Linked DNA regions of Homo sapiens: region 1 is linked to region 2. A link is an interaction called in ENCODE POLR2A ChIA-PET data of the cell type or tissue named here. Cell type or tissue: OCI-LY7. All regions are shown on one strand. Each heading gives the region's core, and the rest is flanking DNA. Links, peaks and the distances in the headings are about the cores only. Region 1 overlaps HOPX (HOP homeobox). Region 2 has its middle 33 kb from the start of REST.

Region 1 (2,917 bases), core at 175-2,674, 230 kb after region 2:
AAACCCCCTAAGCTTACGTTTTTATTTACAGATGATTGGTGCTCTATTTTTAGGGACTTCCTCAAGTTCTCATAGCCAATTAGTTACTCTAGAGCTTCCTGTTGGCAGAGCCCAGGGCTGCAGAGCCCTGGGTGGTCACCTACCACACAGCCTGCCTACACACCAGTGACACACAAATATTGTCCTTCTCAATGTACCCCATGACATGTGAATGGTTGGGAAGCACAGGAGAACAGAGCTTGGGGGAGGTGCTGACTTCCCATAGAGCTCTGTCCTCATCCTCTCCAATGTAGGTCAATGCTTGCTCATCTGTTTCCTCACTAGTCTCTCTTCAAAGTTGTTTTGCTTTGTTTTTTATTCCCAGTTTCCTCTTGATCAACCTGGTCCAGACCCTGGCCCTATCCCCAGCATGGTTCTCCTGTTCTCCTCTTTGGGGAGCTCTGTACCACCCCGGTTAGCAAGATAAAGGCAGCCACTGATTTCTCAAGGGTATACCACACTGCCTTACAACATATAGGCATGTTCTAGGCCTCATATGATACCGTGTCTAGAAACATCCCATCTGGGGCCTTCTGTACATCCATGGTCACTTCTGTAAGGTGTGAATATTTGAGTCATACGGAGCTGAGAGATTCTGAGTAAAGTGGTAGGCCCACTTTAGCTTCTCTCACTGCTCAGTGGCCCTGGAGCAGGATAGATTGGGCTGGCCTACTCCATGCATCCCCAAGGAGTGCTCTGAGGTTGTGCAGCGCTCAGTTACCTATTAATCTTATTCAACAAATTCTTACTAACTGCTACCAATGAGGAAGGCCTTTGGTGAGCTGAGCATACATTGATGAAATACAGCAGCCATAGAGATCTATCTGGGGCATTAAGGAGATGCTTTAACTTCTTTTATTTATTCAGCAAATATTGATTAATTTCTAACTCTTAAACCTTTGTACTAGTGGCTAAGGATGCAATGGTGATAGGATGAATACAGTCTCTGCTTTCATGGATCTTACATTCTAGAAGGGAATATAGATTTAAAACAAGTGAATACACAAGTAAATCATGACAGATGCTAAAAGTTCTGTGAAAGTAACAAAATACTAAATTGGGAAGTAAGGAGATGAGTGGGAAACCCATTTTAGATAGAGTGATCAGGGAAGGCTTCATTGAGAAGGTCCTGTTTAAGCTGAGATGTGAGGATGACAGGGAGATCATCAGATAAAGAATAAAGAGAGAATATTCTAAACATAGGAAATAGCATGTGCAAAGGTCCTGAGGCAGGAAAGTTTAGTGTCACAGTGAGAACCATCCCTATGGGAACATTCCTTGATTCTCTCCTTTCCACTTGTGCCACAGAGGCTACCTTTTAGAAAGGGAACAGGCATTTCAGTTTTTCTGTATGTGACAAATATTTTTTCTCATTTCTCTCTTCCAGAAATGGTTTAAGCAGCGCCTGGCAAAGTGGCGGCGCTCAGAAGGCCTGCCCTCAGAGTGCAGATCCGTCACAGACTAAGGAGATGGCAGGCATTGACAGCTTCACTCCATGAAGGCCATCTCTGTTTCTCTCCTCCGCTTAACCAAGCTGTTGTGGTTTTTCAGCATAGTGTTGTATGTTCCATTGCTAGCTGTCCTGCTGTTTAACACAGTGTTGTATTTTTTTTCTAAATGTACATAATTAGAAAAGAAAATAACAATAGGAAGCTATGTGTATCTTCTGTGTAAAGCAGTGGCTTCACTGGAAAAATGGTGTGGCTAGCATTTCCCTTTGAGTCATGATGACAGATGGTGTGAAAACCATCTAAGTTTGCTTTTGACCATCACCTCCCAGTAGCAATTTGCTTTCATAATCCATTTAGCAATCCAGGCCTCTGTTGAAAAGATAATATGAGGGAGAAGGGAACACATTTCCTTCTGAACTTACTTCCCTAAGTCACTTTCCTTATGTATCATCTAATACAATGATGGTTGAGTGAAAATACAGAAGGGGTGTTTGAGTATTCAGATTTCATAAAACACTTCCTTGGAATATAGCTGCATTAACTTGGAAAGAAGCCTGTTGGGCCAGAAGACAGAAACTCCAACTGGCAAAAAAGCAAGCATCTAAGAAAAAAAACCACCAAAGTTCTTGAATTTACTATATTTAAATGCATTGGTTAAGTTTATTTTGCTAAATAAAGTGAACTGCTTTTTGTCTCTAAAATGATATTCTAAATAAAACCTTAACTTTTTGTTGAAGATGCACTGAGTGAGTTCTCTGCAGGTTTTTAACGAAATAAGAAACATATCAAAGAGAAACAAAATAATAGCTCCTATGTGGTAGGAGCTGACTGACCAGGAGAGCTGCCATTTTCTAAATCCTTGCTACTCAAAGTGTGTTCCAGGACCAGCCTCATCAGCATTAGCTTCAACCTGGTGAGAAATGCAGAATCTCAAACCCCGTTCCAGACCCAGTGAATCAGAACCTGCATTTTTAAGAAGGCCCTCAAGCGGTTTATATGCACGTGGAAGTTGGAGCAGCACTGTTCTAACAAACTCTACACTCAATTTGCATTCATTTACTATCATAGCACACTAGATGTCTGCTATGGCCTGAATGTGTCCCATCCCCCCCGCCCACACCCCGGCCCCCAACAAAATTCATATGTTGAAACTTAATCCCTAAGGTGGTGATATTAGGAGGTGGGGCTTTTGGGAGGTGACCAGGTCATGAGGGCTCCACCCTCATGAATGGGATTACTGCCTTATAAAAGAGGCCTGAGCAAGCTTGTTTGCCATTCTGTCATGTGAGGATACATAGGAAGCACCTGGGAGGAATGGACCCTCACCAGATTGAGGGCTCACCATAGTCTGCTGGTGCCTTGATCTTGGAGTTACCAGCCTCCAGAACTGCGAGCAATAAATTTATGTTGTTTACAAATTACCCAAT
Region 2 (2,917 bases), core at 201-2,700:
TTTTTTTTTTTTTGAGAAGGAGTCTTGCTCTGTTGCCAGGCTGGAGTGCAGTGGCACAATACCAGCTCACTATCACCTCTGCCTCCCAGGTTCAAGCGATTCTCCTTCCTCAGCCTCCTGAGTGGCTGGAACTACAGGTGTGCACCACCACGCCCAGCTAATTTTTGTATTTTTAGTAGACACGGGGTTTCACCGTGTTGGCCAGGATGGTCTCTATCTCTTGATCTCATGATCCGCACACCTCGGCCTCGCAAAGTGCTGGGATTACAGGGGTGATTTTTTTTCTTTATAAAATTTTATTGTTCTTTCTTTCTTTTTTTACTATTTATTTTAATTTATCTTTTTAAAAATATTACTTTTTATTTTTTTATTTTTCCTTTTTGAAACTTCCAGGTTCTAAGAGCACTAAGTCCTGGTGAGGGATATTTCAACTGAGCCCTAGAACCTGAAAATCTCAATAGTATCTCTCCCTCCAAAAAATATATTATATGCCAATGGAGTGTGAGGAAGGAGTATGACCTTCAGATCTTTTGTTTTTTTTTTTGAAGGTGGGGTTTCACTATGTTGCCCAGGCTGGTCTCAAATTCCTGAGCTCAAGGGATCCACCTGCCTTGGCCTCCCAAAGTGCTGTGATTACAGGCACGAGCCACCACACCCAGCCATGAGCTTGGCAGGGGCACATGACTGTAATCCCAGCTACTCTGGAGGCTGAGGTGGGAGGATCACTTCAACCTGGGAGGTGGAGGTTGCAGTGAGTCGAGATTGCACCACTGCGCTCCAGCCTTGGCGACAGAGTGAGACTCTATCTGAAAAAAAAAAAAAAAAAAAAAAAAAAATCCCAGCTCTATTAAAAACTCTGTGCTCAGGAAAAAAAAAATGTGTGGAGGTTCTGACACTTGTTAAAAATAATACAAAACACGGAAGAGAGGCAAGAAACAGGGCTGTATGTTTTCAGTGTCATACTTGAGTTCTGTATGAAAGACCTACCCACAGATGATTTAATTCCCTAAGGAAATGATCGTTTTTTGGCATGCGATTTACTATTGACTAGGCCCAGACTCTGCGAAGTTGCATGTTAACTTGCAGATTTTTGTCTGGTAAAGATGCAAATGACTTCTCTTTAGTAGAAAAAGTACCGCAAATGGCCATAATCTTATTGCCCTGTAGCACGTTAACTAGTTTCAGTCTCTAACCTAGCAAATTTACTCCAGCATGTCTTTCCTGGAGAACTTTATAAATCTCTATTTCTCATATGCATTTTGAACCAGCTTTACTATCTGCAGATTCCTTCACTGATAAGTCAAACAAATCTTTCTTTCTCTCTCTCTTTCTCTCTCTCACACATACTAACACACACATATGTATATATTTGTCTGGGAACCATATTTTAACTTTGGGCAAGTTACTGATACAGGAGCTAGAAAGAAATTATTTAGGCAGATGGTGAGGGTAAAAGAGTCTTCAGTAAGGTTTCCTTTTAATAAAAAGCAGCCCCGAAATCATTTCTTTTCTAACAAAGAGCAGCCTAAAAAATCAAGCTGCAAGCAGAGATGAATAAGCAAGCTAAAAGCTTGCATAGGTAAATGCTGGCAGCTGTGCCAATAGCAAAGGGATACCTGGAAGCCAGGGATGTTCAACGTAGAGGTTCCCTCCTTCCTTTTCTTTGTCACCATGTGTGCAGTAAGAAAGCAGGCAACATGGCACTGTCCAGGTAAAGACTCCATCTGCATAATAAAAGATTAGGGTGGGACGGCCAACTTCTTTGCGTGCTATGCAAACGGCACACCTCGTCTGACCAATCTCTTGTGCCCCATGTAAATCAGATACCGCCTCCTCAAGCTTGTCTATAAAACCCTGTGCATTTCACCACGGAACTGGAAGACCCACTAGGGTGTGCCTTTCTCTGTGCAGGGAGAGAGAGCTGTTCTCTTTTTCTTTTGCCTATTAAACCTCCGCTCTTTTTTTTTTTTTTTTTTTTGAGACAGACTCCCGCTGTGTTGCCCAGGCTGGAGTGCAGTGGCACGATTTCAGCTCACTGCAACTTTTACCTCCTGGGCTCAAGCAATTCTGCCTCAGCCTCCTGAGTAACTGGGATTACAGGCGCCCACCACCACGCCTGACTAATTTTTGTATTTTTAGTATAGACGGGGTTTCACCATATTGGCCAGGCTGGTCTCAAACTCCCAACCTCAGGTGATCTGCCCACCTCGGCCTCTCAAAGTGCTGGAATTACAGGCATGAACCACTGCACCTGGCCTAAACCTCTGCTCTTAAACTCCTTTTGTCTCCATGTCCTCGATTTCCCTGGTGTGAGACAACAAACCTTGGGTATTTACCCTGACAATGACGTTGCTTCATTACTAATAACTATGGTTTTCCTTACCCCTTAGTTTTCTCTTGTAGTCAGTGCCACATGGGAAAACACCTTTTTCTTGGTAAGAGATTTTTCCAGTCTCCACAGCTTCGAGGGCTTATTTTACTCAGCTCGTAATTTACAATTGAGTTTTGAACATGTGAGGTTTAAGATGTCCTTGAAACATGCTACAGGAAATTTATTTTATTTTGTAGAGATGGGGCTCTCACCATGTTGCCCAGGCTGGTCTCAAATTCCTGGGCTTGGGTGATCCACTGTTCTTGCCCTCCCAAAGTGCTGGGATTACAGGCATGAGCTGCCATACCTCATCAGAAAATTTCAAGTAAATTCTGAGTTTGGAATTCAGGAAGAGGCCTGAGTTGCCAATATACGTTTGGGAGTCATTGTCATGATTAAGAAGGTACTTAATAAAGTCAAATGGAGCCAGGCGCAGTGGCGCACACCTGTAATCCCAGCACTTTGGGAGGCCAAGGCTGGCAAATCACGTGAGCCCAGGAATTTGAGACCAGCCTGGGCAACATGGTGAGACCCTTCTCATCTCTA

What was found. Peaks named below come from ENCODE experiments on the same cell type or tissue, not always from the same donor. Only the 100,000 strongest peaks of a DNase experiment are listed, where the experiment ranks them.
Region 1: POLR2A ChIA-PET joins it to region 2 with 14 read pairs; 3 of 35 experiments call an interaction of 5 or more read pairs at or near these places.

What each region holds. Positions count from the first base shown.
Region 1 is chr4:56,647,307-56,650,223 of GRCh38, reverse strand. HOPX (HOP homeobox) reads left to right here. Exons shown (of 4, transcript NM_032495.6): 4 at 1,427-2,226. The coding sequence ends at 1,504. Among named protein-coding and RNA genes, the nearest start is that of HOPX, 33 kb to the left of the region's middle. In OCI-LY7, for the core only: no CTCF peak of the experiment used is centred there; no DNase peak of the experiment used is centred there.
Region 2 is chr4:56,873,278-56,876,194 of GRCh38, reverse strand. No RefSeq gene overlaps it. Among named protein-coding and RNA genes, the nearest start is that of REST, 33 kb to the left of the region's middle. In OCI-LY7, for the core only: no CTCF peak of the experiment used is centred there; no DNase peak of the experiment used is centred there; H3K27ac peaks cover 120 bases.